5 separate regions of the Homo sapiens genome follow, and regions 1, 2, 4 and 5 are each linked to region 3. A link is a contact called in ENCODE Hi-C or POLR2A ChIA-PET data. All regions are on one chromosome and are shown on one strand. The core of a region is the stretch at or near the end of the contact, and the rest is flanking DNA. Distances in the headings are between cores, read along the strand shown.

What was found. Hi-C counts contacts between places; a loop is a spot of excess contacts on that map. ChIA-PET counts read pairs that join two places held with the same protein, here RNA polymerase II (POLR2A). Pooled maps may share reads with other maps.
Region 1: a loop to region 3 is called in a pooled map, with 2.1 times the contacts of the local background. The contact joins two enhancer-like sites. A Hi-C loop is called at or near these places in 1 of 50 pooled maps. POLR2A ChIA-PET finds 5 or more read pairs at or near these places in 2 of 52 experiments (activated CD4-positive, alpha-beta T cell and activated T-cell).
Region 2: a pooled map shows a loop between it and region 3 (3-fold over the local background). The contact joins two enhancer-like sites. A Hi-C loop is called at or near these places in 7 of 168 maps with a recorded cell type or tissue (CD14-positive monocyte, HepG2, endothelial cell of umbilical vein and 3 more), 12 of 37 single-sample maps with no recorded cell type and 17 of 50 pooled maps. POLR2A ChIA-PET finds 5 or more read pairs at or near these places in 10 of 52 experiments (AG04450, GM12878, SK-N-SH and 6 more).
Region 4: a loop to region 3 is called in a pooled map, with 2.7 times the contacts of the local background. The contact joins two enhancer-like sites. A Hi-C loop is called at or near these places in 5 of 50 pooled maps. POLR2A ChIA-PET finds 5 or more read pairs at or near these places in 2 of 52 experiments (T-cell and activated CD4-positive, alpha-beta T cell).
Region 5: a loop to region 3 is called in a pooled map, with 2.6 times the contacts of the local background. The contact joins two enhancer-like sites. A Hi-C loop is called at or near these places in 1 of 168 maps with a recorded cell type or tissue (heart left ventricle) and 3 of 50 pooled maps. POLR2A ChIA-PET finds 5 or more read pairs at or near these places in 3 of 52 experiments (CD4-positive, alpha-beta T cell, IMR-90 and WTC11).

The regions. Positions count from the first base shown.
Region 1 is chr14:61,437,747-61,440,446 of GRCh38, reverse strand. All of the region lies in intron 2 of PRKCH (protein kinase C eta), which reads right to left. Among named protein-coding and RNA genes, the nearest start is that of PRKCH-AS2, 110 kb to the left of the region's middle. RefSeq lists an enhancer at 805-1,174. Within about 2 kb of position 1,251, at least 21 of the 41 ENCODE cell types and tissues checked have a DNase peak (open chromatin) inside an H3K27ac peak, as active enhancers do.
Region 2 is chr14:61,460,189-61,462,888 of GRCh38, reverse strand. The region is part of intron 9 of PRKCH (protein kinase C eta); the gene reads right to left. Among named protein-coding and RNA genes, the nearest start is that of PRKCH-AS2, 84 kb to the left of the region's middle. RefSeq lists a silencer at 1,244-1,538. Within about 2 kb of position 1,433, at least 10 of the 41 ENCODE cell types and tissues checked have a DNase peak (open chromatin) inside an H3K27ac peak, as active enhancers do.
Region 3 is chr14:61,593,311-61,596,031 of GRCh38, reverse strand. The region is part of intron 1 of LINC03033 (long intergenic non-protein coding RNA 3033); the gene reads right to left. Among named protein-coding and RNA genes, the nearest start is that of LINC01303, 24 kb to the right of the region's middle. RefSeq lists an enhancer at 1,591-1,720. Within about 2 kb of position 1,256, at least 2 of the 41 ENCODE cell types and tissues checked have a DNase peak (open chromatin) inside an H3K27ac peak, as active enhancers do.
Region 4 is chr14:61,389,492-61,392,275 of GRCh38, reverse strand. PRKCH (protein kinase C eta) reads right to left here. Exons shown (of 14, transcript NM_006255.5): 2 at 988-1,051. Among named protein-coding and RNA genes, the nearest start is that of PRKCH-AS1, 68 kb to the right of the region's middle. Within about 2 kb of position 1,334, at least 4 of the 41 ENCODE cell types and tissues checked have a DNase peak (open chromatin) inside an H3K27ac peak, as active enhancers do.
Region 5 is chr14:61,837,465-61,840,164 of GRCh38, reverse strand. The region is part of intron 1 of SYT16 (synaptotagmin 16); the gene reads right to left. Among named protein-coding and RNA genes, the nearest start is that of SYT16, 26 kb to the right of the region's middle. Within about 2 kb of position 1,329, at least 2 of the 41 ENCODE cell types and tissues checked have a DNase peak (open chromatin) inside an H3K27ac peak, as active enhancers do.

The DNA of each region.
Region 1 (2,700 bases), core at 2-2,501, 160 kb after region 3:
AAAATTATACCTGCCTCAGTTTTTGTTTGGAGGTAGGTGTAATCTTTGGCAAACAGCCTAGTTACTTTCCTTCTTAAGTTTCCCATATGTCTCAAGAAGATAAAAATGCCCCTGTTGTCCACCCTGTGGGAACAGTGTCATAACCAATAATCCTGACAGGTTCTAAGGACTGCGGAAGAACAAAAGTTACTACACTACACTGCCCTCTTCCACTCATGATACTTCTAGAAGTCATTTAGAAACCACGAAGTGAACAGATTTTAACATTCCTTTGCTTGCAGATGACAAAATTAGGCTAATGGTATCACTCTCTATCCAGCCTCTGTTATCACCAGCCTGAGACCCAGCTCAATACCGGCCAAAGCAAAACTTGTCTTGAATTATTAATAGTAAACACTTATCATGTATAGATGCAAATTAAGTTCTCCCTGGGGATCTAATTACCAAGAATTAACTTTTTAATCCCTTAATACTACAAAGATTGGTTAAAAGACCAGCCCACTTGCATGTTTAATATTTCATCAACTGAATCCTATTTTTTTTCTTAACAGCTATTGCCACTGCAATTTTCCAGTTGATTCCTTATAACCAGAGGAGGATTTAGGAAAAAACTGCATGCCAATCATTTCTTGCCACCTTCACTCCTGCCTTTTCACCTTCCTAAACGGCCCTTCCCTCTTTCCTTCCAACCATTAAGAGTTAAATTAGCCTTAACCTACCTGCCTCAGAGCCTGAGCAAACTCCCCCAAATCCTAAAGCCGGGTGACATGCTAACCCACTGTTGCCACAGCAGCCTGGGAGTGCACCGGTGACATGCTAACCCACTGTTCCCACAGCAGGCCGGGAGTGCACCTCAATGTCTTCTCTCACGACCTGGGGCCGTGTCTCTTTCACTTCTGCCCCAGGCACTTCCCATGCACTTTCATACAGGGACATGGACAAACTTCACTCTGCCCTTTTACATTATTTTGCACGTGTGCTTCGTTTAGAAAACAAACATACACACTCATGCACCTACACACACACCTGGGACTTTGCAAGACATTTGGTCACATAAAGAAAATGGGCCCCCATGGCTTCCAATGACTTTCACTGTCACCATGTTCTAGACTGCTGCCATGAGCAAAAGGAAACAGCTCTCCCACACGCTCTTCACTTGCCTACAGACTCCAACCCCACTTCACCATCGGAATGCAGAGGGAACTTCCTCATTGTTTGCACCGCCTCCTGTTTACTTAGGACTGAGTTAAAAGGACTAAAAAAAAACCCTATTGAATACTATGGTGCTTAAATCAACCAGGGCTTTGAGAAATCTCTCAGATCATGTTTTAGTTAGACACGTCAGGCAACCCTAACATGCTCTGCAGCCAAAACTTGCATCACAACTTCTGTTTGGCTCCTTAGGTGCCCAATGGCTCTAAATAAATAGGAAGCTGGCTCTGTGTCCCAGCACGGAAATTCACATTCCAATCTCCAGAGGGGTGCTGGCCTGGAGCCCTGGTCTGCCTCACCAGAAGTGGGTTTTGAAAAGCCACCCCATCCACAGGGTGCAGAGTAATTATGTCAAATATAATGAAGATTAACTATTCTAAAATCCCATCTCTTCTGAACTAAAATTATATTTCATAAAACTGGACTGTCACCCCATGCTTGTTTTGAGAACTTTAGAAAGCACATGTGACTAGGAGTCACCAAACAACCCCAGGGTAAGTTTTCATTTGCAAAAAGTTGCACTGGACTGAAACTTGTGTTGGTCATGTGAGGCTTCTGTGGATGAGGAGTATGTCTCTGAGAACTCCTATTCTCGGTTGCTGTGATTCTGTAAACTGTTGTAACTTTAACTCAAAAACAGTAAATACATCATCCTCTTTGGTCTTTTGTTCTATCTGCTCGAATTTATGGTTTTATATCCCAGCAGCAGAAATATATATTTGAAAGTACTTCTAAAATATTCCAACCTGGGGCAAAAGCGTGGATCACAGCTCCTCATTTTTAAAATGATTGTAAGCAAATTAAATCAGAGAAAATTTCTGGCATGGCACTTTTTAGTTTCCAGAATTACTGGCGTAAAATGCACAGCGAATATAACTTTGATTCAGTGTAACATACGATTGAACTCAAGTTTAATTTGCCTAATATCAAAAGCACTGTGGTTTACTGTGGCTTATCTTTAAGGGGGCTACACTGAGAAAACAGAACAGCCTTCTATATGACGACAGACAAGAGAGTTTGGTGGTTGAGGCTGTGGAATCTGGAGCCTGGGGTGTGCAGACGGCTTCTTCCCTTATAAGCTCGGTGGCCCTGGGCAAGTTGTTTAACATCCAATGCTTCAGTTTCCTCATCTATAGAACATAAAGGATATGTTCCTCATAGGGCCATTTGAGGACTTGATAAGTTAATAAGCACAGCATAATTAGAGAAGTACCCGACAGGTAGTAACTTACCTAGTGTAACTGTGAAAACCCTTACTTCACACTACCCTAGAGTTCTAGGAATAGAAAGGATTTTTTTTTTTAAGAGACAGGGTCTTGCTGTGTTGCTAGGCTGGTCTCAAACTCACGGGCTCAAGTGATCCTCCTGCCTCGGCCTCCCAAACTGCTGGGATTACAGGTGTGAGCCATTGCACCTGGTCGATAGAAAGGATTTTTTAATTCAACTGTCTATTGTCTAGAAGAAGAATGAATACCTAGGAAATTGGGG
Region 2 (2,700 bases), core at 184-2,683, 130 kb after region 3:
CGGCTAGTTACTGCCCTGCTCTGGGCTTCAGAGAGACTGATTCCACAGGGCTGCATGAGGAGAGTGCTGTTTTTACAAAGGCCCTCACAATGAAATGCTTTGCAGGTAGAGTGGCTCCAACACCCCCTCTCACTCCTAAATTCTCCAGGGGAGACTGTCACAGTTCAGCATTACACACTGATTAGCATCTTACTTGAGAAGCCAGGGCCTGCAACACTGGGCAGCTAAAAAGTAAGCATCTTTCTGCTGTAACTTCTCATAGCAAGTAACACTTTCTGTTCTTTATAGTTAGTTTTCCAACAGTAAATGGGGATAGTTTTACAACAGTAAATAAGGACTTCCAACAGACGAATGCACAGCGAGCAAATGCTATGTGTACTGTGGAGTCCGATACCTTGCAAACCTCAAAGAAGGCAACAACGACAGCAAAACTAAAATTGTATACCTCTATCTCAGCATTAGAAAATCTCCTTTGCTGCTTTTTTTTCTTTTCTTTTTTGAGAAAAAGTCGTGCTCTGTCACCCAGGTTGGAGTGCAATGGCACGATCTTGGCTCACTGCAACCTCTGCCTCCCGGGTTCCAGCGATCCTCCTGTCTCAGCCTCTGGAGTAGGTGGAATTGCAGGCATGCACCACCACACCAAGCTACTTTTTGTATTTTTAGTAGACGGGGTTTCACCACGTTGGCCAGGCTGGTCTCAAACACTTAGGCTCAAGTGATTGCCCCACCTCGGCCTCCCAAAGTGCTGCCTGCGCCCAGCCTCACTTGCTTCTTTGAAGTGGGTTCCCACTACTTCTTTATCATTTAGCCTAAAGCAGGGGTACATTCCCTTTATCCTTTGCTTTGGAGACATCTACTACAACACACACATCTTAAACCGCAATGGCAGTTCCATGCCTTTGGTTTCTCTGGTGGAGAAATAAAAGTAACTTTGCGGTAATGACTGCCACCTTGTGGTCAAACATAAAACTTCCACTAGGAAAAATAGACTTCAATGCTAGTAAAGGCTTCACCCACTAAACACTGGGAATCTCATGTGGCCGCTAAAATTTTGGTATACTGTAGAATTTATACATTTTCCTGGAACATTTTGATTGCATATGCTATATTGATTGGGTTCCCAATCTGTTCCAGGTTACTTCCTCATTTTACTCTACCATAACATGATCTGTTGATGAGATCTTTGCTTATAATCACCAGAATTTCCTTTTACAGATCAAATTCCCCTGTTAGGTATGAGATACTTCTTTCTTTGCTTCAGCAGTAGTAACTTGGAACCATTGCTGCTGCAAGACCAGGTAAGCTCACTAAATATCAGTTGACTGCTTGACTCAAAGGTTACCACCTGGTGAAGATGATCTAACCTCATGTCATAGGAAACCATGTGATGTTTGGCTCAGGCCCTAGGAAGAAGATCTGAGAGGTCACCTGGCTCTGCGGCTTGACTCATGGTGTTCATGGTGGTGTTCAGGAGGCTGGCGCTTGAAACCCCGGCGGGCAACCAGTATCAGCTACCAGCTATCCCTCTCAAGCCTCAAGCTGTAACTCCACTCCTCTATTCCAAGAAAAGAGCCCAACAAGGGGGTGAGGGCAGGGGAGGGGCTTTACGTTGGCAAAGTGCCCAGCCAAGGAAGTCGTTTCAAGGCTACTCCAGGGAGCAGTGTGGGGCAGGGAGAACTGGAGCTCCAGGGGAACCAAGGACCAATCCAGCAGAGGGAAAGCAGAGGATGGGGGCAGGAGCAGCATGGGCTCCAGGGCCATCAAGAGCCACTGAGGACCAATGAGGAGCAGAGGGGAAGGGAGAGGCGCGCAGGGGAGCCGAGGCCCACGAAGCCATTAGCTGCCTCCCCATTTTTTTTTCTCTTGATAACGCTGGGGTGGCGTGGGAGTCCAAGCCATGTATCTCCTTCAGTGCGTCCTGTCACCAAGCTCCCAGACTTCTCTGCTCCACCCATTCTCCAGGCTGCATGTGGCCCTCCCAACACAGATTTGAATACTAGTGACCCTGAAATGTATGAAAACGCCCAGCTTCACTCACAGTTAGAGGAATGCAAGTTGGAACTTCAAATATACCATTTTTCTAACTCTGAGATGATCCAAATGACAGAGAGCATGCCATGATGGGAAGGCGGGGAAATGCACCTTCTCACTCAAGCTTTGGGAGTGTGAATTTAGAGACGCAGCCCAGCAAATAGGAAGAGCCTGCCTGGACTCTGCCGTCAGACCACCTGGCTTCAAACGCTCTCTGCCACTTAGGAACTAAGCTTCTTTGTACCTAACTTTTCTCCTCTGTGAAATGGGGTGATAATAACAGAACTTATTTCAGAGGGTTACTATAAGGATTAAATAACAGACATAAAGCACTTAGAACAATGTGTGGTACATGGACAATAAAACGTTCACTATCTTTAACCACAATGGGGGAGGGGGCAATTGAACTCAATCAAAATGTGAAATGCATATACCCTTTGACCAAGCAATACTACTACTAATAATGTGTCATACAGAAACACCAGCATAAGCACACAAAGACAAAAGTACAAGGGGACTCACTGCAACAATGACTGAAATAAAAGACTAGGAACACAATACATAGCAACAGAGGAGGAAAAGTTAAATTAATTATGTCATGTTCTAAAATGGAGTACTATGCAGCCATTAAAAATGAGGCAGCTTGGTATATAGAAATACAAAACAATT
Region 3 (2,721 bases), core at 7-2,506:
GAGGTGGAGGTTGCAGTGAGCCGAGATCACACCACTACACTCCAGCCTGGGTGACAGAGTGAGACTCTGTCTCCAAAAAAAAAAAAAAAAAAAAAAATTATTTCCCTCTGACTCATTCATCTTCAAATTATATGATTTCTTGCTTTACACCAAAGGAGTTGTGGGGATTCTCAGGAGTTGTGTATGCGTGTGTGTTGTGGTATGTGTGTAGTGTATGGTGAGTGTGTGTGTGTACATGTATATGTGTGTGTGTGTGTAAAGTATCTGTGTGTATGTATGTACACATGGTATGGGTGAGTGTGGGTATTTACGTGTGGATAACTGTGTGGTATGTGTGAATGTTGAGGGAGCTGTGTATGTGTTTGTATGTGGCATGTGTGGTGAGTAGGCGTGGATTACCACGTGTGGTCTATGTGCCTATGTGTGTGGTCTGGGTGTATATGATGTCTGGGCGTCTTGGGTGGGATTCTTGCAGAGAATGGCCAAGCTCTCAAACTCTGCAGTTGGACTCTGAATGTGGATCTTTCTCCACCTAATTTTGGCTAACTGTGATCAGAAGGCTGGGTTCAGTGTTTTGTTTACACTTGCAGGGGCAAATTGCCCTAAGACCAACAGCACTAGTTGGTCCAAGGACTAGAGGCCCAAGGACTGATAAAGAGTGTCTCCAAGTCACTCTTGCGGCTGCAGAAGGGGACCTGCCTTGCTGGAAAGAGGCCTCCAGGAGACTCTGGGCAGCCCCAGTGGATGTCAGAGAACCAGGACTGGAGGGTGCCTCAGAGAGTATCCAGACTAGCACTTGTCAACCTGAGGACTTCACATTTTAGTGGGTAGTAAAATCCATTTACTGGATATCTAAGAGCTATTTGGAAGAATAGAATGAAATGGAATAGAACAGACTAGAATGAAAATAGTGTACATTGTACTAGTAAGAATAAGTACAGATTCCTGGAACTTTTGTTTCAATACTCTCTCACTTTGTGTGTGTGTGTGTGTGTGTGTGTGTGTGTGTGTGTGTGTGTGTGTGCTGGGTTATGATGTAAGATGAATTTGTCATCATTGGTTGTAGTTATTTTACATTTTTATTTTACAGTGAGAAAACAGAGGGTAACTGAGGTAAAGTGATCTGCCTTCTAAGGTCACAGTGAATTATAGGAAGAGTCTTTCCATGACAGCACATGTTCCAAGAGCCAAAAATGAGTCACTAGAAAGGACCAGAATAGTGACTTCTCTCTTTCTTTAGTGGAAAGAGAGAAGTCAGTTTTAGTCTTTATTTGGGGGAAATACTATTGCTTCTCAAAATATTTAAACTTGTTACAATTTGCAAAGGAGGGAATTAAATAAGTTGAGAGGTGTTTAAAGTCCCCTTTGAGTTTGATCATTCTAAGTTCTATTATTTTAAGGAGGTCAGAGAGAGAGAGAGAGAAATAAAGAATGTAGGTGACTCAGTTGTGGTCTGTGGGGAAAACCATTGTTATCTAGAAACAGTGAATATGAGTTCAAGGTTTCCCTTTGTCACTGTGGGTGCTGGGGCAAGTCATTGGCCATCTCCCCACAACTACTACATTCTTCCCATTTCACAGATGTCTTGCAGCAGTCCAATGTGCTCATGCATGTGAAATCCTTGGAAAAGCACAACAGTGAGGCAAGAGCTGCTGTCAGTGATTCCCATTCTGGTCTTTGCATCCCATCTTGGAGCCAGTCTTTGCAGTGCCGGGTATGGACACCTAAGACCCACCTGGGCACCTTTCATTGACCTACACAGGGTGACTTAATGTGCTTCTTACCCAGCTGAGAATTTGAGTTAATTATTACATATTTAAGGGGTTTTTCCAGTTAGAAACATGCAATGATAAGATTCTTCCAGGAGCATTAAAATCAAAACAAAACCTTGGACTGAGTGAAACCTTATGTCCTGATTTTGTCAGCCATTGTATCTGCCCACATAATGACCCTTGTAGCCAGAACTCCCCTGCCCACCTCTCCAGTCTATATCTTGACCACTGTCCCTGTCACTCTGAGTCCAGTTCCAGACACAATGGGCTTCTCTGAGGTCTTCCAATATTCCATGCTTCCTCTTTGCCTTTGCATATGCTGTTCCCTCAGCCTGGAAATCTCTTCCCTCCTCCTCTTCCCTCTTAATACACATGCTCAGCCATCAGATCTCAGCTGAACTGTTACCCTTCAGAGGCCAAGTTCTAAGCCCTGTGATAAGCTTCATAGCACGGTGAACCTTGCCTTTGAGTTATAAATATAATTTTACATTCATCTGTGGATCGTTTGATTTATGTTCATCTCCTCAACTAGAAAATAAGCTCTATGAGGGCAGGCGGGTTTTCTGTGTTTACCTCCTGCTGTATCCCCAGAAGCAGGAGAGTGTCTATCACATTGTTAGGTGCTCAAAAATGGTATGCTGAATAAATTAATATGTCCGTGGGTCTATAGCTCACACTCAGAAGGCACATATTTCCTGCCCATTTCTGCTCAAGTTACATGATAGGCGCTGAATAAACAAGGCTGTTCTTGAGCAATTTATTTGAATGTCTTAAATATGACTACAGATGCTTCTTCTGGAGAAAGTCTGCCTCAATCTAAACCTCTTTATTGCAGGAAGATTCTATATTCTCAGTATTTTTGCATTTTTCTGCATTTTTCTGACTAACCAACCATTTTAGATGCTGCAGGCTCTTCCTCCTGCTCTGTAACCCCTCAGTAACTGAGCGG
Region 4 (2,784 bases), core at 85-2,584, 200 kb after region 3:
ATAATTATCCAAGATAAATGAAAGTGTTATGTCCAGAAAAATTTATGTGTAAGAAGGTTAATAAAAGCATTATTCATAATAGACAACAATAGGAAAAACCCCAAAAGTCCACCAAGAGGAGAATGGGTAAACAAATGGATGCTACATTTATATAATGGGATACTACTACTCAGAAATAAAATGAAAAAAATACTGATATACACAATGATATGAATCTTCTAAAAACTATGCTGAGTGAAAGAAACCAGACATAAAAGAGAATATACTGTATAATTCCATGTATATGAACTTCTAGGGTAGGTAAAACTAACCTGTGGTGAAATAAAGCACTTTACTTATTGCCTCTGGGAGCAGGGGATTGAAAAAGGGTACAGGGAAATGTTCACAATAATGGAAATGTCCTGTATCTTGGATTGGGGTGCTGGTTATGCAGTTGTATGCATTTGTCAAAATTCAAATTGTTCACTTCTGATCTATCATTTCACCCCCATATAAATTTTACCTCAAGTAAAAAAAATATTGGATGGGGGAGTAGGGAGTACGGTAGCCACAGATGAAGAACAGAATCCCTTACAGGTCACAAATGAGATAGAGATTATAAAGAAGATAACTGGATCCCTAAATTTCTTTCATAGACATTCACAGGCAAACTAAAAGATGGCACAAAACCAAAGACGTAGAGTTCCACAGTCATGAACCAAAAAGACGCAAAAACCATTCAGCTACGATGACACTGGCTAAAAACAAAAACTCATTGAGTGTGTTAAATGAAACGTGAGATTGCCAGATTTAGCAAATATATTTAATTTGGCAACCTGAACCAATAGACCACTGGGCAACAAAATACTAGCCAGCCCAACTTATGAAAGTGATTTTTTAAGCATCTCTTACAACATGCTCTTTTTTATAATGTCCATGATAGAAATTCCTACTGAGTGTAAACCAAGATTACATGTATTCTGGAAACTACCCAAAACTCATTCTTACCTTCAGTGAAACTCCCGGTAAGGGTTATTACCACAAATACTTTCCCCTCTGGCTCGAGATCCACCTACAAAGAGAAAAAAAAATGTATATTATATGTTAGTTTTAAAATATTTTTGTGGGCCTTAAACAATTCATCACAGAGAGGCCTAATGTGTAAATCACAGCCACAAATCAAATAAATCTAAGTCTTTCATTAAATAGTAGAGTGGCAGGGAAACAAGTGAAAGCTCAAAAAACTGTAAAGACTGAAAAGAAACCACATTTTATCAGTTTCCTTCCTCTTGAATTTTATTCTCTCCCATTTTTGGCTTGTCATAATATAGACAGGCACATCCACATACTTGGTAATTGTTTTTGAGACCTCCATATCTTATGCATATGGCTTATAAGAGCAGCATTTTACTAAACCACATGGCAAGAATATGAAATAGAGAAATAACGGCAACATACAAGGTAATGAACACATGTGGCTTGGTCAACTGCAAATCTTTAGTTTTATGGAGTAAAAAGTATAAAGAGTCTCTGCTACATATTTCCACCAAAGTCTGGTCAATCTTAAGGAAGCACTAGGGAAGGAAGTTTAGGAGCCTTGCATTCACTACTCTTTTTTTTTTGAGAGAGAGAGGTAGTTTCACTTTGTTGCCCAGGCTGGAGTGCAGTGGCATGATCTCAGCTCACTGCAACCTCCATCTCCTAGGTTCAAGCAATTCTGCCTCAGTCTCCTGAGTAGCTGGGATTACAGGCGTGTGCCACCACATCTGATCTGTTTTTGTATTTTTTAGTAGAGATGGGGTTTCACCATGTTGGCCAGGCTGGTCTCGAACTCCTGACTTCAAATGATCCTCCCGCCTCAGCCTCCCAAAGTGCTGGGATTACAGGCGTGAGACACTGTGTCGGACTGCTACTCTTAATTAGTCACGGGAGTATCAACATACCTTGAAGTTACCTATCAGCTGAAATATCAAGACATGCATTCTGCAAGCAATGCAGCTTGAAGTCTTTTCATATGGTGTCGTCCTCTGCATATAGTCCAGTTTCCGAAAGACCCCATACAGCATGGCGCCCAGGATGAACAGCACCTCTGGCTCTGTTCTGATCACCACTAGCTTAGGTGGGCGGACTCCCCTCTTCCTACCGGATGCTAACTTCACTATCCATGAACACCTCTAAGCCTTGCATTGTGAGGCTCTTGTGGACTCAAATACATGAATTTACAATTGTCCTTAAATAAATCTTTTCAGATTCTGCCCATGGCTCCATTTTTATTTTATTTTTCTCTTTCTTTGGCTGTGGCTCCATTTCTGCCTTTGACCTTTCATCTGAAGAGGAAGACTGGCATATAGAGAAGTTTCACTAGAGATACGAATGACCATTTTTGGTCAAATATTAAATTTAAAATAAGCTGCAAATAGTCACATGGTACAGTGGAAAGAGCCCCCCTACTAGACCAGGCCAAGAACTCTAGTCTGATTCTGTCACAGCTGGTTCTGGACCCTGGGCAAGGTCCTTTACCACACTGAGCCTCACTCTTCCAATCTGAAAAGTCTATGGCATCATTATTTAGCATTTTTTCTCTTTTTTTTTTTTTTTGAGACAGGGTCTCACTGTCTCCCAGGCTGGAGTGCAGTGGCACAATCATAGCTCACTGCAGCCTTGAACTCCCAGCCTCAAGCGATTCTCCTGCCTCAGCCTCCCAAGTAGCTAGGACTATAGGCATGTGCCACCATAACCAGCTTGCCTGCTTATCTAGGTATGTATGTATGTATGTAGAGACAAGGTCTCACTATGTTGCCCAGT
Region 5 (2,700 bases), core at 80-2,579, 240 kb before region 3:
ATTTTCATCCCACCAGTTGTCTAAACTTGAAAAATTCTATAATCTTTTATTTTCTCCCTTATTCCCTACATGTAATCTATGACATACAAGCCCTGGATTCTGTCTCCAAAATGTCTTATATCCACACATTCCCCATGAATTGTCTGAGTTCAGCCCCTGAATACCTCTTGCTTGACCTAATCCAATAATCACTAACTCATCTCTCCTTCTCCTCTCCCTTTCCCTTCTTCCTCTTCTGCTCCCCTCCCCTCCTCTTTCCCTCCTCCCTCCCCCTTTCCCCTCCACAATGTTCCCAGATTAATGACATTCTTCATCACAAGAAAAAGACATAGAAATACAGTTAGCCCTGAGGAACTGGCACATTTCCCTAAGTAAGCGCATGGGAATATAATGCAACAGAAAATGGACTGTGATTTGCTGGCCTAAAAAATAAATTACGATTTTGTTGGCTTTTCAAATGAGGTCAAATGTGATTGGGCTCCAACCCAGTTCACATTTACTCATTTCCTCAGATAATTCCAAAACGTGCATCACTCTCAGCCACAGAGCATTCCCACACTTGTACTGGTGCAGTTCTCACTGCCTGAATGTACTGCACCTCACTCTTTTCCCACCAAGCAGATGCTTTCTCACGGCACAGCTAAAATATCATCTCATATAGGTTACCTCCTGACTTATATATAACTCCTCCTGCAATTATCATCACTTCTGTGTTAGTCCATTTTGTGCTGCTATAACAAAATACTACAGACTGGGTAGTTTACGAAGAATGGAAATTTATTTCTCACAGTTCTGGAGGCTGAAAAGTCTCCAAGATCAAGGTACCAGCATCTGGTGAGGGCCTTCTTGATGTGTCCTCACATGGCAGAAGAACAGCAGAGCATGAATCCACTCCCAAGAGTTGTTTTTATAGTGGCATTAATCCATTCATGAGAGCAGAGCCCTATCACCTAAACACCTCCCTTTGGCCACACATCTCAATAATGTTACCTTGGGGATTACGTTTCCAACACATGAATTTTGGAGGGCACATTTAGACTACAGCAACTTCCTTTAGCACTCCCACAGAACTCCAGCTGTATTCCTCTCCTAGCACTTAGTACTTGATTACCATTCTGTAATTGTGGCTGCGAGGTCATCTTCATTTTGCAAGAACCCAGCACAGTGCTTAGACCATGGCGGGGGGGTGGGGGGCCGGTGGGGAAACACCCTCAATAAACACCCTTTCACTTGCTAGGGATGGCCCAAGTAAAGAGAAGATTTAGCTGCAGAAGCCTTAGGCCTGTTGCCTACATCAAACACAATGGGGCATGATGATTCATCGAGATATTAATTTGTACTTTCTTCCTGCTGCTATTGCTACTATCAGTATTTTTCCCTTCTCCCTTCCAATAACATAGACAACTTTATGTTTGGAGTTTTTGAGTCCTTAGCAAGAGTCACACTCCATTTTTAATAATTTTGTGAATTTCAGGGTAATAAATTGAAGTTTCAAGGTACTTACAAAAGTTCCCATCCAGACAGGGCTTTGTGAAAGAAAGCCTATGCCAAAAGGGAAAGGACAGGAATATTCTCCAGAACAGGAAAGGAATGAATTTAAGAGATTGTGTTCTGTCAGAAACACAGACCTCGTTCCCACCTGTGCCTGGGTAGGTGGGAGCTGGGGGAGCTCTTCCAGAAAGCCAACAGTAGATGGACATGGTGCATTCTCTCTCAGGGTGGTCGTCAGTGGGTGAACAGCTGGGAGGGTCCTCTGACAGCCTAGTTGCTGGGGATCATGTCTTCAGCAGCAGCATGTCGGAATGTGCAGTGGTCATGACGGAGCCAACTGTGGGGAGTGGACTGGGCCCCATCCCAAATTTATGGCACTGTACCAGCCTGGGATTCTTATATTATCCTATGGAGTGGGAAAGGGTATCAGTAATGATTGAGATTTAATTTTCCCACCAGTCAGGTAGTTAATTCAATATAGAAAAATAAAGGAATGTGACCTAAAAGAGAACTGTGCTCTAAAATTAATGTCTACTACATAATGCTCACTCCAATCCCCAGGAAAAGTACAGTATCTCTCAGAGCAGCCCTGAAACAGCTTTGAGACATAACATTGACCTATTCTTGCTTTGAACACACATTATCTAATATGTCAAGATGTCATTACAGGGGCAACGAAATTTCTTGCATATATATTTCTGTTTAAAGCTATTAGAAAGTCTTCTTTTGGTGTATGCTATGAAGTATCTCTTCAAATCCTATTAGTTCAAAAAGCTAAAGGCAGAAGCAATCCAGGGTGACCAATTTCAGCTTTGCTGGATACTGAGAAAGACATAGGAAGGAAGCCGACATCTGAGGAAGTACAGTTCCCAAACATGGCCACAAGGTGGCAGGGTGACTCTGCACGCCAGAAGCATAGCATCCAAGGCGTGGCTGTTCTGGAATGCACAGAGAAAGAGAACCCAGGAGACAGGCAATACAGAATAATTGGAAAGCCTGTATCTAGAGGACTTTTCCACTGAGCGGTGGATTCTCATATTATTAATGTACCCATCTTCTAGAGGCAAACCCTCCAAGAGCCTTTGTGAGGCCTTAGCAGCTTTCAGATGCCGATTCCCCAGCTCCAAGATCAGCCTCAGCTGCACGGCAGCTCACGCCTGTAATCACAGCTACTCGGGAGGCTGAGGTGGGAGGATCACTTGAAGCCAG